Linked DNA regions of Homo sapiens: all the other regions are linked to region 1. Evidence: chromatin loops called from intact Hi-C (ENCODE). Cell type or tissue: GM12878. All regions are shown on one strand. Links, peaks and the distances in the headings refer to the core of each region. The heading gives the core; the rest is flanking DNA. Region 1 has its middle 85 kb from the start of LINC02053. Region 2 has its middle 140 kb from the start of LINC02053. Region 3 holds the start of LOC124909463 (a long non-coding RNA gene).

What was found. Hi-C counts contacts between places; a loop is a spot of excess contacts. Peaks named below come from ENCODE experiments on the same cell type or tissue, not always from the same donor. Only the 100,000 strongest peaks of a DNase experiment are listed, where the experiment ranks them.
Region 2: it touches region 1 in a loop (3.0-fold over the local background); 1 of 110 quality-filtered maps calls a loop at or near these places.
Region 3: it touches region 1 in a loop (5-fold over the local background); 1 of 110 quality-filtered maps calls a loop at or near these places.

What each region holds. Positions count from the first base shown.
Region 1 is chr3:180,323,436-180,333,988 of GRCh38, forward strand. It overlaps the pseudogene RALBP1P1. Among named protein-coding and RNA genes, the nearest start is that of LINC02053, 85 kb to the right of the region's middle. RefSeq lists an enhancer at 5,831-5,890. In GM12878, for the core only: a CTCF peak has its summit at 5,906; DNase peaks (open chromatin) are centred at 5,916 and 7,189; H3K27ac peaks cover 1,587 bases.
Region 2 is chr3:180,272,791-180,283,343 of GRCh38, forward strand. No RefSeq gene overlaps it. Among named protein-coding and RNA genes, the nearest start is that of LINC02053, 140 kb to the right of the region's middle. In GM12878, for the core only: no CTCF peak of the experiment used is centred there; a DNase peak (open chromatin) is centred at 5,971; H3K27ac peaks cover 861 bases.
Region 3 is chr3:179,956,660-179,967,212 of GRCh38, forward strand. All of the region lies in intron 2 of PEX5L (peroxisomal biogenesis factor 5 like), which reads right to left. It overlaps LOC124909463 (a long non-coding RNA gene), which reads left to right and starts at 79. Exons shown (of 2, transcript XR_007096182.1): 1 at 79-201. RefSeq lists a silencer at 5,255-5,304. In GM12878, for the core only: no CTCF peak of the experiment used is centred there; DNase peaks (open chromatin) are centred at 4,762, 4,912 and 5,192; H3K4me3 peaks cover 364 bases; H3K27ac peaks cover 1,949 bases.

The sequences.
Region 1 (10,553 bases), core at 3,016-8,015:
GTTTTCAAGAAGCCCAGCTTTTCTAAAAAGAAAGAGAAGGATTTTAAAATAAAACAGAAACCCAAAGAAGAAAAGCATAAAGAAGAAAAGCACAAAGAAGAAAAACATAAAGAGAAGAAGTCAAAAGACCTGACAGAAGCTGATGTTGTTAAACAGTGGAAGGAAAAGAAGAAAAAGAAAAACCAATTCAGGAGCCAGAGGTGCCTCAGATTGATGTTCCAAATCTCAAACCCATTTTTGGAATTCCTTTGGCTGATGCAGTAGAGAGGACCATGATGTATGATGGCATTCGGCTGCCGGCCATTTTCTGTGAATGTATAGATCACTTAGAGAAGTATGGCATGATGCGAAGGCATCTACAGAGTATCAGGAATTGAATCAAAGGTGGATGAGCTAAAAGCAGCCTATGACCGGAAGGAGTCTACCAACTTGGAAGAATATGAGCTTAACACTGTAGCCAGTTTGCTGAAGCAGTATTTGTGAGACCTTCCAGAGAATTTGGTTACCAAAGAGCTTATGCCGAGATTTGAAGAAGCTTGTGGGAGGACCACGGAGACTGAGAAAGTGCAGGAATTCCAGCGTTTACTCAAAGAACTGCCAGAATGTAACTATCTTCTGATTTCTTGGCTCATTGTGCACATGGACCATGTCATTGCAAATGAACTGGAAACAAAAATGAATAAACAGAACATTTCTATAGTGCTCAACCCAACTGTGCAGATCAGCAATTGAGTCCTGTATGTGTTTTTCACACATGCGCAAGAACTCTTTGGAAATGTTGTACTAAAGCAAGCGACGAAACCTCTGCGATGGTCTAACATGGCCACGATGCCCACGCTGCCAGAGACCCAGGCAGGTATCAAGGAGGAGATCAGGAGACAGGGTTTTCTTTTGAATTGTTTACATCGATATCTGCAGTGTGGGATAAAGGATTTATCTAAAGAAGAAAGATTATGGAAAGTCCAAAGAATTTTGACAGCCCTCAAAAGAAAACTGAGAGACGCTTAAAGACAGGAGTGTGAAACCAAGATTACACAAAAGATAGCCAGTCTTTTAAAAGAGGATGTTTCCAAAGAAGAGATGAATGAAAATGAAGAAGTTATAAATATTCTCCTTGCTTGGGAGAATGAGATCCTGACTGAATAGGAGGAGCTCCTGACCATGGAGCAGTTTCTATGCCGGCAGACTTCCTCAGAAAAAGAAGAGATGGGATGCCTCAGAGCCGAGATTGCTGAAATTCAGAGTCACCAGCAGCACGGCCGAAGTGAGACTGAGGAGTACTCCTCCGAGAGCGAGAGTGAGGATGAGGAGGAGCTGCAGATTATTCTGGAATATTTACAGAGACAGAACGAAGAGCTGGAAATAAAGAGCAATCATTTGAATCAAGCAGTTCAAGAGGAGCGCGAGGTCATCATCGAGCTGCGCGTACAGTTCCGGCTGCTCCAGATGGAGGGAACCAAGGCTGAGCAGCAGGTGCAGGAGGACCAGGAGCCTGAGTGGCGCGGTGGTGCCGTCCAGTCGCCCAGAGACTGTGTCCTCAGGCCAAAAGAAGCTAAAGAGCAGCCAAAGGCAGGCAAAGAGCCGGTGAAGCCATCACCCAGCAGGGACAGGAAGGAGACGTCCATCTGAGCAGCCCGCGCGGCCGTCTGGAGTCCGCGAGACTGAAAGGACCTGTGCATCTTACTGTAACCAGGGGGCCAGGCCGGCTTTCTTGCTGTACATTCTGTAAAGGTGTCTTCTCTTCTCAGACTCTTCCTCTGTCACCCGTCTGACTCCTTTGCGTCAGGCTCAGGTTCCATTAAGAGAACGAAGCAGTGGATGCATTGTGGGCTTTAGGGACAGATGAGTTTTCCAGATAGTGTCACCTTATTTAAAGATTAATTTTCTTTGTTAACTTAAAATAACTATTTTAACCCTCGAGTGGCTTCTTTTTAAACCATAAATCGTCTTGCTTTGCTTTTTTATCACAGCAGAATCAGGATCTCTTTCTCATTCAAGGGGGGAACCACACCAGGTCAGCGCTGCACCTGCTGTGGCCGCTGTGAGCTGCACCCTCTGGGATCTCTGGTACCTTCACACTTGCTTGTGCCTTCCACACCTTCTTGGTGCAGATCCCTGTGGGGGAGCTGCCTCATGTTCTCTGGCCAGAGTGGCGCCTGGTGTGTGTTCCCTGGCCCACCCTCCTAACTCTCTCCTTCTGCAGTTCTAAACCACAGTTGATAAGCCCTAGTCACCAGGATGGCCTAGTCTGGCCACAGACAGAGGCTGCCTGTGGAGCCTGTCCACCCACCCCGGGCAGTGCAGGCCGGCAGGGAGGAGGCCGCCTCTTCCCACCAGTTCCTCACCGCGGGGACCAGCAAAGGCCTTCTCACTGGGTTGGCAGAGGTAGTCACCTTGGCCTGGTGCATCCACAGAGGATGTTGCTCAAACTAGAAATCTTTTAAACAACTGGCCTTCCTTAAAAACAGAATGACTCCGATTGCTTGCTTGGGCTAGAATGTACACGTGTCCTTGCCTGAATAAGCCATATATATGCTTTTAAACAAAAGTATGAAATTACCCATATTGTCTCAGTGAATCTGCTGGTGGACTCCCAATTGACAAGACTGAGCAATAAAAAAAATTTTCTTTCGTTTGAGTGATAGCTGTGACTCACCCCACCCCACTTTCTTGTTTCTGGTCCATCTGATGAGATGGATGCTTTGAGGCTTCTGAGAAGCCAGACCCTGGAGGCAACATGCTGCAGTCACACCCTGTTGAGTGAAGAGCACTGCAAGACAGGCCAGGCTCATGGCTTGGAAGACAAACCCCACACGCACTTAAGAGGACGAAAACAAACCCCATAGGAAGGCCCTCTCCTCCTCCTCTTAGGTAGTATTTATTTTCAGCACCTGTTTGATGTAGTTTTTAAACCTCTACCTATTGTACTGTTGTGACTCACTGGCCATTGTTTGATTTTTTTACGAAAAAAATCTTTGTTATAGAAATCAGCATACCATTTTTTTTTAAATCTGGAGAGAAGATATTCTGGTGACTGAAAGTATGGTCAGGTGTCAGATATAAATGTGCAAATGCCTTCTTGCTGCCCTGTCAGTCTCAGTACATTCACTTTATAGCTGCTGGCAATATTGAAGGTTCCTTTTTTGTTTGTATAAACTCTAATTTCTATCAAGGTGTCATGGATTTTTAAAATTAGTATTTCATTACAAATGTCTCAGCATTGGTTAACTAATTTTTGGCAGGACCATTATTGATCAAGCAAATAAATTCAACAGCCACTTGGGAAAAAGAAAAAGAAAAAAAAAAACAGATATTCATCACAAATCTCATTGTTAGCATAAACTCTCTGGCGTGGTTCAAGGTCTCCTGTATATAAAGACACTCTTATCAGACAAGATAGTCCAAAGCCTCAGAGTTTATCTTCCAGGAACCAGTTGAGGGACAGTGTTTTCTTTAAAATGTGAAGGGTTGGAGTACCACAAGCCTGCTGACTTAACCCCTTTAATGCCTCCATTGTGTCATGATATTTAACTGTCCAACCATATTTTATGATCCTTGGGTATCAGTGTAGAGCATGGCTGACACTGATTTTTTATTTTTATTTTTAGTTATTATGCAATATATATTTGAGTTAATTTTTATTTTTAGTTATTTTTAGTTATGCAATATATGAGTTATTTGCATTATTATGTGTCTTCTATTCATCATACGTCATATACTAAATACATTGTTCAACTTTTGTTATAGTTTTTCTCTGCAGAGTAACATAAAGAATATCAATTCTTGGCCAAATTCTCATCTGTGTTACAGTGACATATTTTCATAGATATTTCATCTAAGATTGTGCAGCTAGAGCTATAGAGTGACATTTTTGAAGAGAAAGTGGGGATATGAAATATGTACAATGCCCATTTGCACTGTGAAACTAGAAAAAATAAATTTGAAACCTCAGCTGTTTCTGAGGCCTGATGAGTCCCCCAACTATTTTGAATAAATTAACTTATTAGGTTGAATGTTGCATCTGTTTTGTGTCAAGTGGAAATGTGTAAAACAAAAAACTCACTCCCATTTTAAGCAGCCAATTAATATTTTTAAAGTAAGAAGAAACCCAGAATGAGCAGTTTTGTAGATATAAATATACAATACACCTTGACTATCAAACCAGTATCAAAGCTGAAGAGCGTCTGGAGTGAAGAGCAGACTAGTGTCATGATACAAGCATGGGACTCAGTGTCAGGACTCCTGCTATGGCAGGGACGATGTTGTGTGTTCACATCTGTAGGAAGAAGACCACATTTTCCCTGCTGTCCTGATAGTTAAGAATTTTTTTTTTTTTGAGATGGAGTCTCACTCTGTCGTCCAGGCTGGAGTGCAATGGTGCAGTCTCGGCTCACAGCAACCTCCATCTCCCAGGTTCAAGCAATTCTCATGCCTCAGCCTCCCAAAGTAGCTGGGATTACAGGTGTGTGCCACCATGCCCACTAATTTTTGTAGAGACAGGGTTTCACCATGTTGGCCAGGCTGATCTTGAACTCCTGACCTCAGGTGATCCACCCACCTCAGCCTCCCAAAGTGCTGGGATTACAGGTGTGAGCCACTGTGCCCACCCAAGATCATTTGGTTAATTCTTTCCAGTAGAAGCTAATGCATCACTTCCATCTGAGGCAGTTTAAAGCAGGTGGAGAATAAATACCCATGTTCCATAGGGTAGGACTGCCTGACCCCTACTAGACTTCATAAAGAAACAAACAAACCTTTGTTGTATTAAAGCCACCGAGATGTCAGGCTGTTTGTTACTGCAGCCTGGCTTATCCTAGCCTGGCTGTTGTACCTGGGTCATACCTCCAACTCTCCTGTTAGCGGTATAACCAAAGGCACGATACTTTGGCTCTTTAGCTTTTAGTTTACTGAAATTAAAAATGCAGTTTAGGCTAGTTCTCTGTACATTTCCTCTTAACTATAAACGCTCATGCAGTTGGTTAAAAGCAGGAGCCCTGTAGGTTTTTTTCCAGGATATGTCGCTTATTGTCTGTGATGTTAACCTCAATTTTCCTTATCTATAAAGTAAGGATATTAATACCCGATACAGAGCATCATTTTTAAAATTACACACAAATTACATTTTCCTGGCATATTAAAAGAGTTCTAAAAGCGAAAAATAATTATATCCATGATAATAAGTATGCTGTTAAAAAAAGTTCACAGATGAACCATAAATTTTGTTTTCTAAACATCCTTGACTCAACAATGGCATTGCTAATTGAAGTAAGTGCCTATTTACATCTCTCATTCTTAAACTTTTTCCTAACAAAGAAAAGGTAAAAAAGTTGGCCCTTACATTATGGTCCTGCAGTCTTGTTTGTGACAACAAAACATAATAAAACATAGTTCACCATAGTTCATGAAACTCTCAGAGCATGAAGCAAAAAGCAAAGAGTGCTCTGCGAAGGTGTTCCATAGTGTCAGCACTGACTTTGATGATAAGGAAAGAAAGAAAAAAAAAAAGTGTTATATTTCCCCAGAGTGCTACTCCCAACTGTGAGACAAAGTCATTTTGAATTTCCTTGAATCTGTATCTAAAAGTGCCTGTTTTCTATCTGAAGAGGATGCTTATTGTATCTTTGAGGCAAACAGATAAATATTTACATAAAAATTGTGTATTACAACTACTTTCAAAAACATTTGAATGATGAATAGACAGTGTGCAAGGTGATCTGTGGTCTACTGGGCATTGTTGCCAGCCCCTCTCCACACTGCCTCTACATCACAGTAAAAAGTCAGAAAAGTCAGAACTGTGTTTCCCAGAATCCTGAACCATCTGAGTAAAATTCTGATGAAGAGAAGCACTACGGCTTATTTGGAAGGTGAAAGGGAAGAAGCCAGTAGTCTCTAGTGGCAGCATGAGCAGATGCAGGAAGCTAGCAGAGGCCTCTGGACAAACTTCTGAGAATCATTCACTATGAGACCCCAGTGGACATACTTATTCATATCTATTTTTCAAACTGAAACTTGACGAATATAGGTGGTATTAGTAATATAGGGAAGTACCTAAGATTTTCCTAGTACTATTTACAACAGTAGATTAGGAATAAAAAAATTAAAACCTATTAAAAGATCAGCAAATTTTTTAATCGTTCTCTTAAAATGTATTTCAAATTGTACTCAAGAACTTTTATTACAATTTAATTCTCTTTCAATGATATATGACATTCTTTATCTTTCTTTCTCTTTAAGCCTAGTGTTATTTTTGTACTATTATAAAATCTCATAAAATGAAACTGGAAATAATGAATACCCACCAACAGGAAATTTAAATTATCTTTTACAATTGTATTTGACCTGTCTTTACAGATTCTTAAAGGTCCTTTAGTAGAGATGGGATATCATAGAGACTAATTTTTCGAGTATTTTCCCAAGGTCCCTTAGATCTTCGAATTAAATCAAGAAACATGTATTGAGCACCTATATTATCTGTGTACTCTAGAAACTTAAAATGCAGTTGGCAAGACAAATACAATCAAAGAAATGTAGGAAACAATAACATAGATTTAACTAATACTTTAAGGCAACAGTAGACGAAGTGTTGCAAAGTAATGGATGATTCATTGCTCACATTATTTACCAAAAGACTCAGAGAAGCTGTATAATCCTCCCATGAACACTTCCCCAGCCTTAATATCATCAGCTCTAAATATCTGATGGCCTATTTTTAAAAATTCTGTTCAGTATTTTGGCACAGGATACCAAAGCCCATCATGCTGGAAGATGCAAAGGCTTATAGCATAATTGTTAGTTAATGACATAATCAATTTTTTCTTGCCCAGCTTTCCTCCCTTTCCGCACCTTTTTCATTAAGGTGAACTGCAGGATCTCCAGTTCTTATTTAGTTGTTAATTACAGGCAAAGAAAGGACAGGAAGGAAACCTCAGTTATAAACATAGAAGGAAATTAATTTGATTACATTAGTTTGAGTGTCTTATAGTTCATGAGAAACCATGACTGAGGAGCCATTCTAAAAATTATCTTCAGCTGGTGTGAGATGTTACTAGGAAAGGTCTCCAGGCTTGACAATGAGCTATATATCAATGACAAATTAAGTCAAGATTGTTCAAGACCCAGAAACCACCTACCTGTTAATATCCTCTTTTGTGGTTAATTCCTCTTTTACCTTTCATGCTTCTATTTTGGACTTTGGTGGTGAGCCTTGACTTTATGGACAAAACTTCACCCATTAGTGGACTGCGGACACCACTCTCATTACATCATAGTCTGAGAGAAAGGGTCAAATTAAAAGAGGAGGAAAATAAAGAAGGCTGCAAAATCTGCTCTGGTTACACCAACTCACTTGACCTCCCTTTTTCCATATACTCAAGGCATTTTTTATCTATTATCTATCATATATCTATTTATCTCTTTTAAACCTTAATGATAGGAAGTATGCTTATAATTGAGTATAGGACAAGCATGTAAGTCCCTTGAGATCTCCCCAGTTCTGTATTCCTTCCACTTGCTAGTTCTATTCTTAATTTCCAAAATTAATCCAAATTTCAGGAAGGAGGGAATTTAACTCAATGCCAACCCTCTGGGGCTTGCTATCTGGGAAGTAAATAGTTAAAATAGAAGATTTTCAAGTCATTCTCTCCCATCTACAGGACACCTCCAGGGGGAAAAGGACAAAAGCTGACCTGGTCAAATAGCCATGTAAATAAGCTAAGGATAATACCTCATAGCAGACAAAATAATGAGTATTTGCTAACAGCAGTCCTCATCTATAGCAGGATATACCTGCTATAAGACTATTTACGGTAAGCATACCTGGAATCTATGGATTTACAGACATGGGATCCCGGAAAATGTCATATAAAGTATGTAACTGAGTATAAAGTAGAGATGTTTCATGATCCAAACAGCTGTTCCTCCATAAATTTCTTAATTGCATAACTCATTAGAGATCTTATATATTAATCTGGGCCCTGAGCCCATCCTGATGCAGCAAGAAAAGAACCTTGTAAGGTTCACTGACTATTCCAGATTTCTCCTGCTTCACTATGACTCATGATAATTTGTATCCCTGAAATCATGAATAAAGCTTGTTCCTAGGCAAAATCTCAGATTCATGTGGGTCTTTATAACCCAATTCTTTGTATTATGTCACCACCCAATCATACTTATCACTTTTTTAACTGCAGTCTTGGTCCCTCCTTGAAGAAAAATCTTCTACTTAATTCTCAGGATTTAGTCCCTTCTCTATATTCCAGTTCTGCTAACTAGCTCTCCTGTTCTCTGTTGGCTGAAACTCTTAATGAACATGTTGAGGATCTCAGACTGTGTAGGACTAAGGCCTGCATTTTTCATGCCCATCTCTACCAGGGACCTGAGTCTTGTCTTGAGGCCTAGTACAATGACTGTTGACTTTTGTGTCTGTGGAAAGATCTGACTGGCTTGAATTACAGGCTTGGCTCTAAACATAGCATCCATTCCCAGAGTTTGTAGGCTCTGCCCTCTCTTTTGTATCCCAAGTTTTACCCACATCGAATCCCTTATACATTGCATTCTCCAGAGGACTTTGGAGAACTGTGGTGCCACGTTCTGGTGTCTCCTCAACAGCTGTGGATGGCCTTCTCTCTACCTCACTGCTAAGAGTAATTTTAGGTTTGTCCTTTCTTATTCTGCCTCTGCCATGCCCTAATATGGGACACAGACTGTATCTAATCATTAATTAATATCTCACCTCATTCATAAAACACAATACTCAATAATTGTCTGTGCACAGACAGCAGATAAAGAATCCATATAATGACTATAAATTACTTACTTATACTCTGTGTGCATCAGGCACAGTGTAAGAACATTGTTGTACACAATTTTAAATCTTCAACAAATATATTGAAAATGCACCATCATTTTAGTAACGAAGAAAATGAGACTTACAAACATAGTTTTATTCAACTGCATATTGAGAATTCAACAGAAACAAGCAATGATCTGATTTAGGGCATAAAGAAAGATGCTGCAGTGCTCCTGGAGTCCAGCAGCAATAGAGAAAAGAAAAGCATGTGACAGAAATCATGTCATATCAATTTTTTTCCTACTTCATCTAAATTCATTGTGAAGAGCTTCTCACCATTGTTCAAACTGCTTTGTTTTCTCTTCACTTTTTTGTAAGACATAACGAAAAAAATTAATTTAATCATTGGCTACGTGGTTTTCATTTGGAAGGTACAAATTAGACGTCACATAGCTCAAGACCCACCTTAAGAAAATTATTTACATTTATTTACCCTGTAGTCCTTTCAGTAATGGGTTTGCACTTCTACGCATAACCTAATTCATAGGCTACTCAAGTGAGAAGTTTTATTTTTACACTTAGCCACTGAAGAGAGAGCAAACTTGACAGAACTATCTTTAAAAATGAAAATGAAAATGTACTGATCATTAGTCAAACAAAAACATGACCTTTTAAGCAGACAAATGTAGAAATACATCTACCCAAATCCTTCTGGGGCCTTCAGCAACCTCAGAAGATTACTTATGTCCCTAGACAACATATTTTTGCACCAGATCTTAATCCTCTGAATGATCTCTGTCTGTATTTCAGTGCCCAGGAAATACACAGTAGGTGCTTATTAAATGTTTCTTAAAAAATACTTTTCAACTAAATTTAAAACATATCTTTTGCCTGCAGAAGAGGAAAGGAAAAGGGTGGAACAGTCAGAGCAGCAATAAAGGTAAGAAATGAACTCTTATAATTTCTCTTTTATTCTGAGTTCCTGTATCAACTATTAGGAACAATTCATTTATTCAACAAACATTTTTTAATATCTGCTTATGTGTTCAGAGGGCAATAAGAGGTGACAGGACAGACACTGATCTCTGTCCTTTTGAAACTACTGTGTACTGGGGGAAACAGCAAACTATGATGAAGATTGAGAAGGAAAAGTTCTTTTAATTGTGATGTTAGGGTGCCGATTTTAGATCTTTCCCACTTTCTGATGTGGGTTATAAATTTAAGGCTATAAATTTCCCTCTAAACACTGCTTTAGCTGTGTCCCACAGATTCTGGCACGTTGTGTCTTTGTTCTCATTGGTTTCAAAGAACTTATGTATTTCTGCCTTAATTTCAAGGATTATATATCACTCTACTACAAAGACACATGCACACACGTTTATTGCAGCACTGTTTACAATAGCAAAGACTTGGAACCAACCCAAATGCCTATCAATGATATACTGGATAAAGAAAATGTGGCACATATACACCATGGAATACTATGCAGCTATAAAAAATGAGTTCATGTCCTTTGCAAGGACATGGATGAAGCTAGAAACCATCATTCTCAGCAAACTAACACAGGAACAGAAAACCAAACACCGCATGTTCTCACTCATAAGTGGGAGTTGAAAAATGAGAACATACAGACACAGGAAGGGGAACATCACACGCCAGGGCCTGCTGCAGAGTGGGAAGGTAAGGGGAGGGATAGCACTAGGATAAATACCTAATGCATGCGGGGCTTAGAACCTAGATGATGGGTTGATGGGTGCAGCAAACC
Region 2 (10,553 bases), core at 3,552-8,551, 50 kb before region 1:
ACACCCCCTTATTCTTTCTCCTTTCTTCCCAACAGAGCTTTACTATAATTTTAGTTATACCACTATAGTGTTTATAGTGTTATGACCATATAAACACTAGACAGAGTTGAGTCAGGTTGGGTACAATTATTATTTTTCCTTTTCTGAACAGATTTTGGTTTCCTTAATTGTCAATTTTTTTTTCATTTTAAGGTATTACTATTATTGCTGTTTATTCTTAGTTTCCTATATAATTGTCATTCTTTTATTGATGATCACTTCCTCAGTTGTGAAAATCTTCTTTCAATGCACTGATACACATTCAATGTCAACTTCATCATAAGGAAAGTGTCCCAGCACTCTTCTGACTTGTCCACATCAGAACTGGTTGAGGATTAGCTGTTGTTTTAAAGTCTCCTTCCACCATTGTCTTGGGGATTCTCTTTCCATATTTAATATGGGATTTCCTTTTACCTGATTCCATGTATTCTTCTCTCTTGGCTTACTTCTTTGTTTTGATAGAACACAGCTTCCTGATAAAGTGTACATAGGATATAAAATTTTTGAGACTGTGTATATCTAAAATATTTTTATTTTACTCTCATACATAACTGATAGTTGTCTGGAAATAGAATACTAGACTAGAAATCATGTGCCCTCACAATTTTGAAGGCTTTGACCTATTGCCTTCTACCCTCCAGAGCTACTAATTAAAGTCTGAATGACAATGCCTAACATTTTCTCAGCACTGTATGTCAGTCACACTTCTATATGTATTTATGTTTTTCATCTCACTTAATCCTAACAACAACCCTGTCAGGTAGGCACTACTTTTTATCCCCATTTTACAAATGAGAAAGGTGTGACACAGGGTTGCAGTAACTTCCTCAGGGTTATAGGTCTAGTAATTACAGAATTAGAATCCAGGTGAGCTGGGTTGAGAGCTCGTGCTGTTAACCTTCATGCTTTACTGCCATATTGATTATCGATCCTTTCAATAAAACATGAACTTTTTATCTGGGTATTTTTATTACTTTTTATATTTTGCATTCAGTATTCTGAAATTTCACAATACTATGTCTTGTGACGAGTCTTTTATCACTCATTTTTATGAACACAGTGGGCTATTTCAATTTGGAAACACTGTGCTCCAGTTCTGGAAACAGTTTTTAAATTATTTCTGTGTTATTTTCCTTCTTTCCATTTTCTCTGTTCCCTGCTGCTAGATTTTATGGACTGTTCCCACTAATTTTCCTATGGTTTTCTTGCTCGGTTTTCTATAGCCCTGCCTTCTTGCTTCACTTTCTGTAAGCTTTCCTCAAATTTGTCTCCCAAATTTTCTAATAAATTTTTTGCTTCTGCTATCTTGTTTTAATATCTAAGATGTATAACATGTATAACAGCTCTTCTTTTTCTCCTCTGAAAGTACTTCTTTAAATCATTGTTTTCCCCCCCAAAGGTTTATTATCTTCTCATAGCACATGCATATACCTTATATATTCATATTCACATTAATCAGAAAATTTTGATTGTTTAAAAAAGTTTCATCCAACTTACTTCTTTTTTTTGAGGCTGAGTTTCACTCTTGTTGCCCAGGCTGGAGTGCGTTGGTGTGATTTCGGCTCACTGCAACCTCCACATCCCGGGTTCAAGAGATTCTCCCGCCTAAGCCTCCCAAGTAGCTGGGATTACAAGTGTGCACCACCATACCTGGCTAATTTTTGTATTTTTAGTAGAGATGGGGTTTCACCACATTGGCCAGGTTGGTCTTGAACTCCTAACTTCAGGTGATCCACCCGCCTCAGCCTCCAAATGTGCTGGGATTACAGGCGTGAGCCACCATGGCTGGCCCAACTTACTGTTTCATGTTCACTTGTATTTTACCTGTGTATTGTCTGGTGGCCACAGGCTATTTGCATTAGAATGTTAACTGGAAGCTTTGAGCAAGTAGGTGGAGCTTATTGACTGGGTGTCTGTGTAGTGAAATGGCTGGGCTTCTTCACTGAGGAATCTGTGATGTCAGCATCTCTTGATTTTTTTTTCTCTTCGGCTAGGCTGATTTGTGAGATATAAGTGTTCCCGCCCCCTGCCTGAAGGAGAAGATTCTGGCTACCACCATTTTGGAAGCAGGGAAAGAAGGAGTGAGCACACAGTATAAACATGGAACTGAATTTCCCTGCTTTTGACATGTACTCATGCCCTTATATGCACTGCTGTCTCCCATTTGCAGGAGCCTCTGTTTCTCCCTACCCCCCAAATCTCCAGTATCCTACTGGGTGAGGGCAGGCAGGGAGGCCTGGGCGAAGGGAGTGGGGAGCAAGTCCCTTCACATGTGAAGCAGAATTCCAGATCTGGCACTTGATCTGCTGCTTTAACAACAGAAACCATTTCTCCAGTTTTTTGTTCTTTTCCTCTAGTACTTGCCCTCATTCTAAATGTTATTTTCCTTTTCCAAGACAACCTGCCTTGTTTATCTGATCCAAAGTATAACTGCAAACTCAGATTCTCACAGCTAGAAAGACAAATTAAAAGGTCATCTATTTCCAAATCAGAATTTTTCAGATGAAAAAAGTGCAGGCTAAGACAGTTTCCTTGTCCTGGGGTAATAAAATTAGTCATATGCAATGATGTAAGATATAAAAAAACAGTTTCAGATTTTAACTTGATACCTTTTCCGTTGTAAGACTCTCCTGTTTCTCTGTGTTTTGTTCATCATAAATTTCTAGGTCATTACCTACTTTGCCAAATTAGATTGCTTTCAGAAATACCTCTTAAGTCGTAGGTGATTTCTGTGGCACCAGTGGATTTCATAGGTTAATTTGACCTATGAAATCCTATAAATCTCCATTTGATAACCCATTATCAAGCAAGTAACTCAATATTTTAAGTGAGAAAAGGAAAGGTCAGCTGAGACCATTCAAATTATATCTTCTTACACAAATTGTTTCTTTTGGGGGAAAACACAACAAAAGAAATTCCTACATTGCAGTGAATGATTTGGTTTTGTAAAATTGACAATATGCCTCATAACTCATGTTTCCTTTTGTGCTGGGCCTTCTAGGAAGCTCAGAACCAAACAGCAATCCCTAGCAAGGAACTTTCAGCTGTGTTTTTTGTAATAACATTACTTTCCAACTTCATGTTTTTTTCCTACCTTCATTCTCCTTTTCAATCCATTTCTTTAATCCATTGTATATCATTTTTATTGACATTGTTTCACAAACCATTTCAAAATTTTATTTGAATAAAGCATTGTATTAATCCATATTGCATTGCTATAAAGAAATTCCTGAGGCTGGGTAATTTATAAAGAAAGGAGGTTTATTTGGCTCACACTTCTGCAGTCTGTACCAAGGCATAATGCCAGCTTCTGCTTCTGGTGAGGGCCTCAGAAAGCTTACAATCATGGCAGAAGGGGAAAGGGGAGCAGGGCATATCACATGATGACAGAAGTAGAGAGAGAGAGATTCAGGCTCTTTTAAACAACCAGCTCTCAGGTGAACGAATAGATCAATGACTCACTCATTTCCATGCAAGGGGGCACTCATGAGGGATCTGTCCCCATGACCCGAATACTTTCTACAAGTCCCCACCTCCAACACTGGGAACACATTTCAACCTGAGATTTGGAGGGGACAAACATCCTATCAGGCATTATGTAAACAAAAAAGTAAAACAGTGTCATATGCTTTGTTCAATCACCTGTTGGTATAAATATATACCTTTTTTTTTTTTTTTTTTTTAAAAAAACTTGCTCCATTGCTGGGCACAGTGGCTCACGCCTGTAATCCTAGCACTTTGGAGGCCAGGGCAAGCAGATCACTTGAGCTCAGGAGTTCGAGGCCAGCCTTGCCAACATGGCGAAACTCTGTGTCTACTAAAAATACAAAAACTAGCCGGAAATCACTTGAACCCAGGAGGTGAAGGTTGCAGTGAGCCAAGATCGCACCTCTGCACTCCAGCCTGGGTGACAGAGTGAAACCCTGTTTAAAAAAAAAAAAAGAAACCTTGCTCCACTTTATTAATAAAAGTGACCAGCTTATTCTCATGCCTTACTCAGTGTCCATTGTAAAAAGCTCTCTATTATCCACTCTGAGGTTATGACACAACATGAATAATTTTAAGACCTAGAAATGTCCTTGGCTGTATAGATCTGCATTGTTCTTAAATCTCTTTCTAGTTCGATTTTATCTATAAAGTTTACTTTCTGTAGTTTTTGACAGATACTGATAATTCAAAATAGAATATATATGTGTATTGTTTCGTTGCCCTCAAATATTTCCATACATTTTTAAAGAATTCTCACAACAGTCTTGCCAGCTGTATAGTATTAGCTCTACTTCCTATGTGTGGAAACTGAATTCCATAGAGGTCATGTGACTTGAAGGCCACACAGTAATAAAATGACAATGCCAGGACTAGACAGCATGTCCCTTCATTCTCGGTCCAGGATGTTGCTATTGCAAACCACTGCAGCTTCTAAGCCTCTAAAAATCAATACCACATTCTCTTCAGAATGACACAGAGCCTCTTATAAAGCTGACTTCATCCTGTTCTGCCCCTTATTAACATTAAACATCAGTGGCTGAGAGAACGGAGAGAGACTCACATATTCAGCTATTACTAACAATGATTCTGCATTGTGTTAATAGTCACACTGGGAGAAGACCAACCACTTTGTCAAATTGTAAGGCCTGGACTTTTTTGGGAACTTCTCAGCCTTGCATATTTAAAACTTCCATAGGTACTTTCAGATTATAGAGACAGAAGCTTTTCAAAAAAATTCCTTTTACACATCCAAACATTAACTATTACAATGTAGTTTTGCACATGAATTCAAAGGACACAGTTCTTTTGAAATAAGGTAGGTTTAAAGTTAAATAAAAAATACAGAGTTGCAGGCTGAAAGGAGAAAACATAATATTAATAGTGTCTTTCCTTTGAATTAGAGCACTAAACTGAGATTTTGAAAATATCCTTTTATTCTTTTGAATGTTCTAAGTCCAGCGTCTCAAACATACATCTAATCGGAGCTCTCGCAGTTCTGCCCTACCTACCATATAAACCAGATATGTGCACTCCCCAGGTTTCCACAAATGGTTAATGGCTTCTTTATTCTTCTTTGGCTCAGGCCCAAAAACCTAGCAGTCATTCTTGACTGCCCTTTCCCTCGCATATTACAGCAAAATAAATCTTGAACTTCAGCCCTTCTGATAAACCCTACTGCTCCTCTCCAAATCCTACCCGTATCTTCCTCCAATTGTCACCTAATTGGCTTCCCCACATTTCCAATCTTTCTCAGTGGCCCCAGGTCAATTCTGTATGCAACAAGCAGAAGAGTCATATTAGCACATCATGCAGACCATGCCATTCTGCTCTTCTTCAATGGCTTGGCTGCATGGGCTCTGGCCCTGACCTACCTCGCCAGCTTTCTAGCATTCCCCTCTTGCACCGTTCCCCAGGCCATGGTGGTCTTCTTGTTCATCTTTGAAAAGTCTGTGCTTATTTCCACCTTAAGGCCTTTACATTTGTTAGTCCCTCTGCCAGGCACACACTTCCCCAAGGTCTTTGCAGAGTTGATTCCTTCAATTCATTCCTTCTCACTGTCACGTCTTCACAGACATGCTCCTGACTCTACCAGAAATATTCCTCCTTCACCTCTCCTCATCTTCTCTGTTTCCTCCTGCTTATTTTTCTTCATTGCACCTTCACTACCTCACTTCTATTGAATGTTCATTTACTTGTAATCTGTCTCCCCTAGTGAACTCCACTGAAGGCAGGGACTTCATTCACTGCTCCATCCCTAATGCTTACAGGAGTTCCTGAACAATATTTTCAAGTTATAAAGTAATACTTTGTAATTAGAAGTAAAATACATGCTTTTGATTAAGCATGAACCAAAACCCCAATTACAGACTAAGAACACTCTGCAAAGTGCAGCTTTAACAAGAGGAAAGAACAAGCTGTCAGGAGAACTGAGAAGTTAAATGAAGGAAGTGAAAGTTGAGCCGAGCTTGACCTGAAACAAGGCATTACAGAAGCTAAGGAGAAGAGGAGAAATAATGAGAGAAGGAAAGAAAGACTGAAATTAAAAATACAAAGTTCACTGAGGCCAGCTTCAGTGTCACATAGTACCAGAGAAGAACAAATTCTGTAACTAGCCTTGGAGAGAGGTTTGGCCCTGGGAACAGCGCTGCCAAGGTTATTACTCTGTAACAGAGCTTTGGGGACTATTTAATGATGATGGCAGGCACTATGCTGAAAGGTTGGCTGCAGGAGCACCTGAGATAGAAAGTGAACAGCAAAGTGCATGAGATAATGTAGCTTATATCTAGTAGTTGTACAAATGAAAGATTGAAATATTTATTGTTTAGACATTTTAAACAGAACAGGCACATGAGTCAGGGACCCAAACTGTTTTTAAAGATCAGGTTTACCAGAATCTAAAATGAGGTTAATTCTAGAATATTCACAAAAATAATTCAAAGACAGATGAACTGGCAAAGGGAGGAGGACAAGACAGGGGGTTCTCATGCATATGCCTACCGACTTGACCATCGCTGTGCAAATGGTGTTGTGAGAGGAAAATAAGAAATCTGAAAATAGAATCAGAAATATTGCTTACTCATCCCCCCAACACACACAAACACACAGACTCAAACAAACTGCATGACACAGATGAATATGTCTATATGGAACCAATCAAAGGTCTCTTGATATTCATTTGCTAGCCCAGTGAATTCAAAGCCAGAATCCCTGGGTTCTAGAACAGGTCAGATCACCAATTAATTGAGTGGCCTTATGTGTCATTTCACTCCTCTAACCCACTTTCACATGGGTAAAATGAAAGGGTTTAATTAGATCGTTCCTAAAGTCCATTCCAATTCTAATAATCCTTGTTTCATAACAAGTGGCATTGATTTGGGATAGGTAAAGTAAATTATAACTGTAACACAGATCCTAAAGATTGATCGATTCAGGGCCAGGTACAGTGGCTCACACCTGTAATCCCAGCACTTTGGGAGGCTAAGGTGGGCAGATTACTTGAGCCCAGGAGTTCAAGACCAGCCTGGGCAAAATGGTGAAACCCCATCTCTACAAAAAAAATACAAAAAATTTAGTCAGGCATGGTCATGTAGGCCTGTAGTTCTAGCTACTCACAAGGCTGAGGCAGGAGGATAGCTTGAGCCTGGGAAGTTGAGGTGCCAGTGAGCCAAGTTTGGGCCACTGCACTCAACCTGAGTGACAGTGCAAGACCTTGTCTCCAAAAAACAAAACAAACAAACAAAAAAGATCACCTGTTTATTCTACTTGTAGTTAATCAAATATCATTTATTCTTCACTCAACAAACATTTATTGAGTAACTACTTACGCTGAGTACCACTCTAGGAGTTTCAACAAGGATTAGAGAAAAGTCCCTGTCCTTAAAGAATTCAGTAATAATCTTGTGTCAAAGTTCAAGACCAGCTTGTGCAATATAGTAAGATATCATCTCTACAGAAAAATTGTTTTAAAAATTAGCTGGGTGTGGTGGTGTGTGCCTCTGGTGCCAGCTACTTGGGAGGCTGAAGTGGGAGGATCACATGAGCTTGGGAGGCTAAGGTTGCAGTGAGCAGTGATCGCACCACAATGCTCTGCCTGGGCAATGGAGCGAGGTACTGTCTCAAAACAAACAAAACAAACAAACAAAACTCTATCAGAGTTTTGACACTGTTGTTTTTAGAGGTTAATTTGTTTTCAGGGATTTGATAAGACTCATTTGGTCAACAGAAATAGGTTCATTCATTTGCTAAGGTTTATGTGTATGTATTTGTATCTGTGTTCTTATGGAGATCAGGCTGGAATTTTTTCTGCAAAGTTTGTAGACATATGTACATTATGTATACATAAATATACATCTCCATGTTTTTGCAAGTCACTGTAGTCTGTCAACTGTGCTAATAATGATAAACATAGTTCATAGCTTAGTCCCACTAGTTGACTCACAGGTCTTTAGCCTCTATTAGGTTCCACACTTGGCCTTGGACCAAGGGAGGCTATTGCTTGTGCATACAACTTCAAGAAGCCTCTGCGTCCACATTGAGGTGAGCCTGCTGGGTGGCTCACACTGACCACAGCCTTTTCCCAGCCTTAAACAGTGCATTAGCCTCTCTTAGGGGTCTTTAGTTCTGATTCTGATGCCCATTTATTGGAGAACGAGGTCATTTCTCATTCCTTTCTCCCTTTGAGGATGGTCTCCATCACTTAGAGCTTCTTTTAACAGTCCTCTCTAGAAATTTATCTTCTCATTCTACTGATTTGCCACCTATTCTTAGCATTCACTCACTCAATTTTGCCAAGACTTTATGATTCACTTTGAAGCTTTTATTATCAGAAAGATATCCAAACAAGACTACTTTGGTTATGGAATTTATGCCTCTTTTTTAAGGAATGGAGAAAGACACCAAAAAGGGCCTGTATTCTTTTTTTTTTTTTTTTTTTGAGATGGAGTCTCTCTCTGTTGCCCAGGGTGGAGTACAATGGTACAATCTCAGTTCACTGCAACCTCTGCCTCCTGGGTTCAAGCGAGTCCCCTGCCTCAGCCTCCCAAGTAGCTGAGATTACAGGTGTGTGCCACCACACTCAGCTGATTTTTGTATTTTTAGTAGAGACAGGGTTTCACCATGTTGGCCAGGCTGGTCTTGAACTCCTGACCTCAGGCGATTCACCTGCCTTCAGCCTCCCAAAGTCCCAAAGTGCTGGGATTACAGGTGTGAGCTACCGGCCTAGCAGGCCTGTATTCATTAACAACAACCTGCTAAAGCAAAAACTCACACTCATTTAGGATCTGGATGGTCATTTCTTCCTCCTGTGTGCTACCTAGTAACCCAGAAATGTATGTTTTATAGAGAAATCCAAAATCTAATTTTTAAAAATAATTATAATCTGTTTCACTTAAAAATACACAAAAACTAGATAACAGGTGAATTATCATTCCAGTATAAATTACATTTTTCTTATTATTTTGCGAGAGATGCTTAAAATAGCATTCTTTACTGGCAGACATGAAAATGTGCTGCTCAGATCTGCCTTCAAGAGAGGACTTGCTGTCCAGTTTCAGGGAATGTGGCCAACAGACAGCCTCTATCCATTGCCCGTTCAAGATCTGCATCAGCCACAGAGAGCTGAGGTGATATTATTCCTAGGGCTACCCATATTCAGTGACTGGATAAGGTAGAGGTATAAGAGGACGACCTTTTTAGCCCAAGGTGGAACACTCCGATGGGCTCAGAAATGAGGATTCAGGTCATGCTACCAGGTAAGCTGGGGAGAACAGCAGAAGTAGTAGCTGAGGGGACTCTGGAAAGTTGAGTAGAGGAAGGAGATGAGTTACCAGTCATTGCCCTGAGACCAGCTTTAGCTATGGCAGCTACAGCTTATACTACTACATTTGCTTTTCTAAGTGTCTCTAAATAAAAGAGGTCCACTAGAGTCCCAGAGGACCTAATACCCCAATATATGTAGAGAAGAAGATCCAGGGAGCTTAAGGGGTAGACTGTAATAGAAAATGTGCTACCCAGATCTTCCTTCAAGGAATAAGGATCTGCACAGCTGCAGGAAGCAGCTGATATCAATCAGCCTTCAATCACTGGCTTCTTCAGAGTTTTCCTTAACAGCAGAGAACCAGGGTCTCATTCTTCCTGGGTGGCTGGTATCCAATGACTGAGCAAGGTAGAGCAATATGGGGCTGGCCCTCTCAGCCAAGTGCTGGTCAGTGTTTGCTCTGGAGCTCCCATAGAGTGGACAGAAGCCTTGCCAACCTTGAATCATGGTCTGAACTCTCTTCTTGCCCAATCCTGTTCTTTCCCATTCTCTTCCTGTCATAGACATTTTGCTTGCCTATCTCCATCTCAGCATCTGCTTCCAGGGAACACAATTTGTGACACCCTTCTCTCTCACACATGACAATGCCTCTTACTTTGCCACTTCAACTCTTATCCTAGAGGACTAGGGAATGGGCAGAACACCTGGGCCAGCAGCCCAGGTGTCTGATAGTCAGTGTGAGGAGCTGGAAAAGGCAGGAATAAAATTATTTCAATGCTTTTTCACTTTTCATCTCAGTTCCCAGTCAGAGGTACCATCATTGATGGCATGGAAGATTTTGATGGTCTGATGTACGCCTTACTGTTTAAGGTAACAGGCAAATCTTTAATAACAAATCCAATTTTAGATGTTGTGAGGGTACTGGTTGGCTAATTAAATTTTACCGTAAATCCTTTAGTGAAGAAAATAATGGCCTTTTAATCTGTTTTACAAATATAGATTTTCATATCTCAGAATTAAATTATATTTAAAAAAACTAAAATAAAGTAGCTATTTTGATTAATGCTACCTAGAGACTTAGAAAGGGGACAGTAAGAAAGCTACTCTTACCATTATCCAAAAATATATATATATTTGAATATTTGCACTTCCACTTAACATTCTCTCCACATTGAAGATAACCATTCCTTCCTCTTTTCCAACCTTTAAACCATCCCCCATTCCCATCTCTATCTCTGGCTTCTACTCCTTTTAATCAAGCTTAGTCTTG
Region 3 (10,553 bases), core at 2,889-7,888, 370 kb before region 1:
AAATCCGTGTTTGTGGTTTGGCTGTGGTCAGCCTCAGGAAACAGAAATGCTGTATAACTGCCACATAGAATATAGTTTAAACCTGAGGTTTTACGGAGCGACGCAACATGCACGGTGCCATCTCCAGTGATGCTTAACGGTGCATCCGGGATATGAAAAGATGACACTGCAAATTCCCACAAACATCATGCAGAATTCACGGTAAGTCAGTACGTATATGTCTAATCATAGTAATGTACATGATTTTTTTTTGCAATCCCTTCTTTTCCTCTTTAATTTGATAACTTGCATCTTAAAAGATGAGTAAGGTTTGAATGGTCACTGCATGAGCCAGTGAAAATCCTGGAAAAAAATTGCCTAAGGATCACCTTGATTCAATATAAGGAAACCACTAAAATGACATTTATAAAACTATGTAGCAATGTGGAAAAATGAGCGTAACATAATGTTACATAAAGAAGCAGGTACAAAATTGAATGCACACCGACTGCGACTATAAAAAAATTAAAATTATCTTGCAATTATGCAAAAGTGAGAGTATGCAAAATGAAGAGTTCTCAGGACCATGGGTGATACTTTCTCTCTTGTCCAAAATTTCTGGAGAAAGGTTTCATATATACATCATAAGCATAATGTAGCTGGGGAGAAGGGCCCCAAGGGTGATTGCCAGTAGTCTAGCATTAACAGGTAAGGCTCAGGGAGGAAGGCTGGGGCGCTGCTTTTGGGAGGATCACAGAAGGAATCACAAGGAGCTGGGAGGGGCAGAGTCATGTCAGGTGAAAGTCTAAAGGGGTGGCTAAATATCAGCTCTCAGACCACTTCTGTAGATGGGCATGCAGTGACACTGGACATGTGCCAACAACTTGGGATAAACTAGCTCTACTAAACAGATCAGCAGGAACTTCAGCCTGAGAAGAAAGGTCAGCTCCTGTAGGGCAGCTGGTGGAGTGACATTTTCAGAGCACAGAAATATACTCCCATAACAGAAAGCTGCTCAACAAATACTGAAGTGACAGGCTTTCTGGTTTTGTGCCAGGTGTAGAATTTTTCAAATGTGGTGGGTACAGAGGTAATTCTAATGCAAAGTAAGGATTTAATTTATCATACGTAGCACCTCAGACACAAGCACTTGAAACATATGTAGCAACCTCAATGCAATACATGGTTGTTATTGGTTATATTACAGGGCCATCTGGTCACCTGGTCCTGGCCATTCAGTATTGTGTACTGCCCCAGTGGCCTCAGAATGGGCACGTATTTAAGGATTAGGCATCTGCTCTTTTTTGCAGCTTTGCTTTTGATTATGCATGTTTATGGCTATGTAGCCACACATTCTCCTTTTCTCTATTTCTTCTCTCTCTCCCTCTCACACACATACACACACACATGCACACATATATACATACACACTCTCAAGAATACTTTTTTTTGGGAAGGAAAAAATATATTTTCCAGTTTCCCCATCTTAATGTATTTATGCTCTTCTTTATCATATATGGCATATCTTTCCTTTAAAAATAGGAAGGCTTTTTCAGATTTTACCATCTTATGTTATTTCCTAACAGTCAAAATTGCAAGAAATTTCCTTAATAAGTGAGGGAGGTATGATGAAAGGAAGTTTTTAAACGTGAACTCACTTGACCCAGCACTGCCATGTACTGCCGCACAGGCTGTGTAGAGAGCATAGCCTTCTGGGGTTGTGCAACACAGCAGCCCTGTGTAAAATTCCCTTTGCCCCATTGTGTATTGTAAAATGGGTATGATAGTAACCTACATGGTGAAGTTGTTGGGAGGATTAAATGAGTAATATACAAAAAGTCTTTGGAACAGAGTGTAGCACATACTAAATGCTGTGTAAGTGTGTCTTGTTATCATTAGTCTTTTAATAAACGTGGTGTAAGACCAGAAGAGCTTAAGACAAATATCGGGTTAACAAGTTTCACCTCTTGGTCTCCCTCATTTATGCTTTCTTTTTGTTACAATTTGTTTTACAGGACTGATTACTGAGTAGGTTCGCTTTAATGACGAGGCAGGAAAGGAATATTTGCAAGGTTAGGGACATTCAGATAAAGGATTTAAGATACTTAACTTGTCTTTATTCTTTTTTGTAGGCCTAGAAAATCAAAATAAAAAATTAATGTCTTTATCAAAGTATAAATGATCCTTTCCTGACACCAAAAATTGGAATAACATAAACCAATGCTTCCTAGGAGCCACAGTGTGTACAGGATTCTTCTGCAGGGCTTGTTAAAACAGATTCCTGAGGCTGAGGCAGGAGAATGGCGTGAACCCTAGAGGCGGAGCTTACAGTGAGCCGAGATCGCGCTGCTGCATTCCAGCCTGGACGACAGAGCGAGACTCCATCTCAAAAAACAAAACAAAACAAACAAAAACAAAACCGAAAAAAAAAAAATAAAAAAAACCAGATTCCTGGGCCCCACCTCCAGAGTCTGAAGCTCAGAGTATAAATTTCTAGCAAGCGCCAGGTGATGCTGATGCTGTGGTCCATGAACCAACCACTCTTTGAGTAGACAGGTTCTAAAAAACATCTTTGGTAATTGTTCCCAAAGCCCACGTCTCCTCCTGGGAACACGTGGAGCACTGGAAAACCTTGTAACTTTTTCTGGACTATGATTAGGGAAGGAGGAAATAACGCACATCTTAGTTCTTAGAGTTCTGAGGCTCCCAAATGCTCCTGGGAGCCCTTGGTTCCAACTACTGCAGCACGGGCACTGTAACTGTCTGTTGACTGTAAGTCCAACCATACCGGCTTCTTAAAGGCCGTGACTATGGTTATGTTATCTCTGTGTTCCAGCACCTAGCAAACACCTACCAAAAAATTAGGCTGTAAATAAGTTTGTGTAAAATAAGTAAAATAGATTAAATCATTTCCATCAAAATAATGTATTTTTTCTTTTTTTTGAGATGGGAAATAATGTATTTTTTTCAAAAGCAGCATTCTATCTTCCTCCTGAAGTTATTTCATAATAAAGAAAATGAAAAATTATATTTTTTCATATAGCTTCTCTCAGGATCAGTATCAAAAAAATATGATTCCCTATTTAGTTCTCTCACCCCGAACACTGAGGCTAAATGTCACCAGCATTCCCTGACCTGGCTCTGCTGTTTCTCCACTGTTCCTTCTCACTCACCACATGGGAAGAACCACTGTGGCAGCAGAGCAGAATAAGGACAAATTATTTTTTAGAACTATAGCAGGTATTACTGTACTCAGTGTAACTATGTGTTTTCCTCCAAAACTATGCCTAGAATATATATAGCAAAATTGTTTACATAATAAATTTCTCCAAGTAATAGAGTCTCAGATTTTTCTGTTTCTCCATTTTCTGCCTCTTCTTTTCAAGAGCAGGCTTTATGTTTTGCTTATTTTTTTTCTCATTTCTCCCTTATATTTGTAAAGCTGAAGAAGTCTGTCCATCTACAGAACCTAGGGGGACTTGCTCTTTCCCTCTTTGTTCTCTTACCATTTGGATTCTCCAAGGGGCCAGCCTTGGTCAGAACTATGAGGAGGTCTCCTTCCTTGCAATCTATATCCTCTACTTCTAGCAGATATGCCAAAATATTTGTGATATATGTTATATTCTTACACATAGGCAGAAGGAAGAGCAAGAGCAAAGTGTGAAGGGAGGAAGAACATCAAACACTCGATGCTTCAAGGTGTTCAGTATGAATGGGGCATGAAGTTGAGGGGGCATTAGATAAGCACAATGAGGTAGTTAGGGGCTGGATGACAATGGACAGCCTGCAAGCCCAGTGGAGGAGTTTGCATTTTATTTGGGAGACAGTGGGAAACATTAGTTCTCACTATGTATTGGGTGCTCACCAGTAAGCTAAGCAGTGTTGGGGTCCATGGGGTATTGCTACTGTTGTTCATAAAAGTCCTGATCCAAGGGTATGATTTTAACTCAAGTTCCTTGGAGTCTGGATGCAAAATTAAAATGGCTCATTCATCTAGACAAAAACAAGTTGCTTCCTTTTTTAAAAAATGCAAAGTTTACAAGGTTTTACATTTTTAGCTTAAAAATTTAACAATATCTAACCTGTTTATGAGCTCAATATGTTTTATCTTGTAGTAAATGATTTGATTAATGAAATCCATCAACTTATGCAACATAGCTCATTTTTTTCAGGGACTACTCCAATAGTTCATAAAATTTCATGTGTCAATTTTGGGGACACATTTAAAGTTTAAAGAGAGAAGCTGAGAATGCAGGGAAGTGATAACTGAACAACCCTTGACTGGAAGAAAACAACTTCTATGCTTAGTGTTTTTCTACAACAAAATTAGTTAATTATTCACAAATTATACAAATGAGATAATTTTGTTAGAAAACAAAGTGATGAATGAATGTTTTTTCTATTCAGAACATCCAGCACAAAGCCTGGATGGTACATTCTCTCACCATTTCCATTTCTTTAATAAGTTACTTATTCATATATTTCAAGAATGAGATCATTTGGCCAAAAAATACGATGAGGAATAAATAACAATTGTATTGAATGATCACTTGTGTATGTGTATGTGTGTGTGTGTGTGTGTGTGTGTGTGTTTCCTAGATCACAAGACAGGAAGGAAGTGGTACCCATTTCAACTGGGGGTAAACCATGTGAAAAATTAAACCAAAAATGGAAATGACAGAATTCTAGAGTTGTTTTGGAGAAAAGGAAGAAAGCAATGGAGCATAAAAAAAAAAACAGGTTTGCAAGAACTGCATTTCTGTCAAACCTTATATATGCAGTGTCAGAATAAGAGACACGTTCCAGAGGCAGGGATCAGAGAGTGGTGCTGAGCAGAGAAGAAAAGACATGCACTGTAAAGTCTGGATGGAGAGAAGTAAAAGCGCAACCACAGAATGACAAGGTCGGGGCAATGGCAGAGCGTGGGCATCTCAGTCCAAAGTCGAAGAGAAAAAGGGAACTTTACTCTGTAAACTCTCCCTGTTGTTTAAATATGAAAATAAGAAAAATATTTTGTATGGTCTTCCTGATCCTTTGTCATTTTTATTATAAGTGATAAAATTGAATTTATAACATAAATCATTGAGGGACAAATATTTCCACTCACAACTGGTTTTCAAAGCCCTTCTGACAATAGACGCTGATTCAATCAGTAATCACCGAGTTCACCTGCATGGTTCATTAGACAAAAGCACTGGCAGCTGACTTCAAAACGGATGGGCCTGAAAGCTGAACTGTCGATACGGTTCACAATCACCATGGCCAGTTGAGGGGGAGATGATAAACTGAACCAGGTGGAGAGGCCCTGAGAGATGAGCTGTAGAAAAACCATCTGTGTCAACAGGGAGGAAACACTTTGTTAATCCCAGAGTAGTTTAGGAGATTTCAAAGTTTACTTTAAAAATCTTTAATATCTATACCCTGATGGATACTGGGAAGATGTCACAAAGTTTGTGAGAACCATTTTATGAAGAGTTAGGAGGTATCTAATATAAACATCTTTTTATAAAAATCTATCAGACAAATAGACTTTTAGCTGTGCACTTGAAATACACACTTTTCTCAAATGACTATTCTGGTTTGATTACTATGCTTATCTTACCAACATGGGACATTTGGAAGAAAGGAGAGGAAGTATCATAATTTAGAAAGGCAGTTACAGGAGTGGCTGAATGAACTCAAGACTAGAGGCTGCAGATCCCAAGTTCAAATATTGCCTGTGATGTGAAGTAACCTGGTGAACCCAGTCAAGTTACCTTTTTACTCCAAGACTTGCTTAACTTATTTTGATTATAACAAGTAATATGATTAAGCTTCTTAGAACAATATCTTTTCATCAAAGTTTATCTATACACCTAAGTTGTTCCTTAAGTGCTATCACCATAATCATACACACTCCTTCCCCTATTAAGGTGACTAGAAATGGGTTCCATGGGATGGAATTTTTAATTTTTTAATCCACTGGATTAGATTATCTTCTGAAATTCCTTCCAGATCTAATATTTACAGTTCTTATTTTGATCAGATGAACCTACTTAAAAATCAACAGCAAAAATAAATAAGTACGGCAACACTCCTTCCACAATAAAAGGCTGAATAGGTTTCTTTTCAATTTCTCTACCAAATGGCTGAGTCTAATTTTAAGTACTACTGTCTCTGACTGTTACTTTCATATATAACATCATTTTTACACTCAACCTGTCAGCTCATGTCATTTCAATTATGCATTTGTTTTCTCACTGACTAAACATTGTGCCAGCACTTCTCCCTATTAGATTAAAAAGAAAGAAAACATGGGCTATTTGAAAATGACTTAACAGCAATACATTTTTCCAGCTTGAAAGTCTAGTATTTTTCTTTTATGCTGCATGTAATGAACATAGGCTGAATATTAATATCTTAAAGTAAAGATACCTGATAGCATTTCAGATATTTGTTGAACTTGAGATGGTGACTCATGATGTCTCTCTTGGTGATTACAGTTTTTAACTGAGCCCTGTGAGTTAGTTGCATTACTGCTTGGAAAACTGGGGAAGATGGACTGGTAGAGGAGAGCTAGGTGTGTGCTTGTTACTCAACAATGCTAGAACCTTGTTTACTCACAGAGATGGCTAGGCTGGCAAGAGCAGAAGACAGTAAACACAGTCCTGCATAGGTAGAAACATCAGCAATGCCTCCTGCTCATAAATAACTGCCCTACTCATTTTATCAAATGGGGATTTTTTACATTTTAAATTGGCCAGTTTTCTTTGGAAGTACTTCAATTTCCCAAGGAACATAAGGCCAGCGTCAATGATAACTTAATGTCCATTAATTTAATCAGATCAACAACTAGGTTAGGTTAATTTTCAATGGGGAAAGTGTAAAATGGGAGAGAAACAGAGGAGAGCACATAGGACTCTTCCTGGATCTTAGAGACTCATGAATATAGCAAGTCATAAACTGGACCCCATGGGTTGTATACACAGACTATTTTGTCTGATTATATACTGTTTAAAATTTTAAAAAAGATTATAAACATGTAAAAAAGCAGAGATTAATGCCTTTTTTGAAAAATTCCTATGTGTGGTGACACTGAGCCCATTTCCAACAAGGTGGCAATCCGCTGAAGCTGATACGTGCTGCCACCTCTACTGGGGCCAGCTCCCACCAAGTAGCCACTGACTCCCTCACTCCCTATGTTTCTTATGCACAGTCTACTAACCTCATTTCTGGACCTGGATGATTGGAAAAGGCATTTGCATCCATGACCCCAGACTAGACTTTATTGTTTAAAATAATTATAATTCAATGTCCCCAAATTCCAAGGACATCTTTTTTTTTTAACTCTTAATTTAGGTTCAGGGGTACATGTACAGGTTTGTTATATGGGTAAATTGCATGTCACGGGGATATGCTGTGCAGATTATTTCATTATCCATTAATTCATTATTTCATTATTCCTGTGAATAAACTTAATAATCAGGTAATAAACATATTACCTGATAGGCAGTTTTTTGGTCCTCACCCTTCTCCCACCCTCCACCTTCAAGCAGGCCCTGGCGTCTGTTGTTCCCATCTTAATGTCCATATGTAATTGATGTTTAGCTCCCACTTGTAAATGAGAACACGTGGTATTTCCTTTTCTGTTTCCTGGTTAGTTTGCTTAGGAAAATAACCTCCAGTTCCATCCACGTTGCTGCAAAGGACATGATCTTGTAAAAACCCGGGAAGATAACCTAGGAAATACTATTCTGGACATAGGATTGGGCAAAGAATTCATGACGAAGATGCCAAAAGCGATTGCAACAAAAACAAAAGTTGACAAATGGGACCTAATTAAACTAAAGAGCTTCTGCACAGCAAAAGAAACTGTCAACAGATTAAGCAGACAAGCCATAGAATGCAAGAAGATGCTTGCAAACTATGCATCTCACGAAGGTCTAATACCCAGAATCTTTAAGGCACTTAAACAAATTCACAAGCAAAAACCAAACTACTCCATTAAAAAGTGGGAAAAGGACATGAATAGACACTTTTTAAAAGAAGACATACACACAGTCAACAAGCATATGAAAAAATGCTCAACATCACTAATCACTAGAGAAATGCATACCCAAACCACAATGAGATAACAAGGGGATCTTACAGCTATTTAGTCTAACTATCTACCAACTACCACCATGCTTTCACCTCAGTACCTGCCATTTATAAAGCACTTACCGCACGCTACGTACTTTGCTAGGCATTTATATACAAGAACTTATTTCTTTCTCCCAAAAACTTTATGAAGTAGATATTTTCCTCATTTTATAGCAGAGCAGCCTGTGGCTCACAGAGCTGGTTAATTTTCCCAAACAGTTATGACATGGCCATAGCCTGTTTTCACTCAGATTTGTGACTGTAAAGACCTTGCTCTTAACCACTGTGTAAGAGTGATACACACACATTCTGTGTTATATTCACAATGCTAACCACATGGCATGGCAGAAGAGCTGGCACCGCTGAAAATGTGCTAGACTAGAGTATCTGACACTGTTCCACAGAAGGCATGCCGAATGTCTAATAGTAAACCAGTGGAAATAACCAAAGTGAAAATGTCATGATACCACAACCATCTCCAACTCACCATTCAGGAGGCACGAGTTACAGAGGAAAAAGTCCCAAAACAAAGGAGTGGTGGCCCTGGATTCTAGACTTGGGACTGACCAAAGGAGGCCAAGCTGGACACATGGCTCTACAAGGGAGCATCCTCATTTGAGCCTCACAGCAGGCATCTGAGCAGATGCTATTATTGCATTGTACAGATGAAAAAATGTAAACTCAGAGAACTTAAACTGCTTACTCCAAAGTCTTCTGCTTAGTAAGCGGCAGGGCCAGACTAGGAACCAGGGCAATGGATTCTTTCCTCAGCTATCTTACCTGCCTCTGTGCCGCTCTATGACACGTGACTCTCTGTATTTTCTGGCTTTATACCACCAGACTTTAACAATCGGTCGTAAGATTCTAAAATGAAGGATATTAGATTTGCCCTTTGTGTTTTTCCTAGAGTCCAGTGATGCTTAGGAGAATCAGTACATTAAATTGAAATGCATGAAGCTAAACAAACCAAAAAATAAACTCAGCATCGTGAGTTTACAAGGAAAATACAAAGTAAGATAATTTGCATTACTGTTATTTTGCCCTCCAAATTATCAGTAACTCAGAATTATTTTTATATTACTTGATACAAATAGAGAATATTTAGGAATAAAACACAGGGTGATTATGCTTTCACTCTAGTAACTTTTCTATTTAACCTAATGGAAGAAATTTCCCCCTTCTGTGTACAATATTTATTGATGATAAATAGTTTGCAGACAAGATGGGATTGATTGGACTGCAACAGTGAATCTTTGTTTACTCCAATGCTGATTTCAGATAGATAGCAAATTTGAATAGTCTCTCTCATTCCAAATAAATCTGGCTTCTTTTCATTCAATTATTTTTCATCGATCAATCTTTCCTGAGGAAAACACTAATGAGCCTATGTCTGCTGTGAGTGTAATTAAGGCAACTACAACTGCATAATGTGCTGTGTCCTTCGAATGTCTCAGAGTTTCATGCTTCAGAATCTGCAGGCTGAGCAGGTGGTCTCCTTTCTGCAACTCTAGAGGAGGTTTCTGTTCTTCTGACCAAATACAGAGTTCTAAGAAGGTACCCAGGGACAGTGTTACACCTAATACCAAGAGACAGGGTATCATACTTTGTAAGTGTCCTCAGGGGTAAATGGGATCTGAATTACATTTAAATTAAGTCACCACATTGATATGACCAAGAAAGCATTGGCCAGATGGGGCTGGTGACCACAACAACGACAAGGCAGGAACACATATTACCCTCATCCTTTTTACTATTTGTGAGTCTGAGACCAAAGTTAGTTGCTTAGATGTTGGTAGGACTATCTATTAGCACCAGATAAGCTGGGTATCTTCTCCGTTAATCTGTTTTTCTTGTTCTTCCATTTTAATTTCATGTTGGCCTATATTTTCCTCTTGAGGATCCATTTTCACAACAACCACTAGGACAGAATTGCAATCCAACTTGAATGCTTATGAGCTATTGGAGACACAAGGGTGAGGTTATAATTTATCTCTTCTTTTTCTTTAGAAAAAGATCACAGAAGTTCTAGTGTCCGTTGCTTTCTGCTCAGGCTTCCTTTACAAGGTGAAAATGAGACTCTCAAAAAGGCTGTAAGCTAAGATGAGTATGTGTTGTCTCTTCCCAGGGCCCCTTCTCATGCCTGGTAGACGTTCTCCTTGAGGAGGTTGTGAGAGGAAAGGCAAGCGGTCTTCATAACTACTTTTAGCTCTAGTTTTATTTACATTTGCTTTAAGGGGCATTTATCTCCTGACAAAGCCATAGGGCTCAAGAGGGAAGTAAACAGTTAAGGAGTGTTTGTAGGGAAGTTTATTCCTGTGAGGGTTCAATAAATAAATGTTGACCAATTACGATAATTCCTAGTAGATGGTTATTTTATACAATTAGAGCACTGAGGCAAAACAGCTTCTTAATCCATTCATAGCATGATCAGTAATGAGCAATGGTACAGAGCT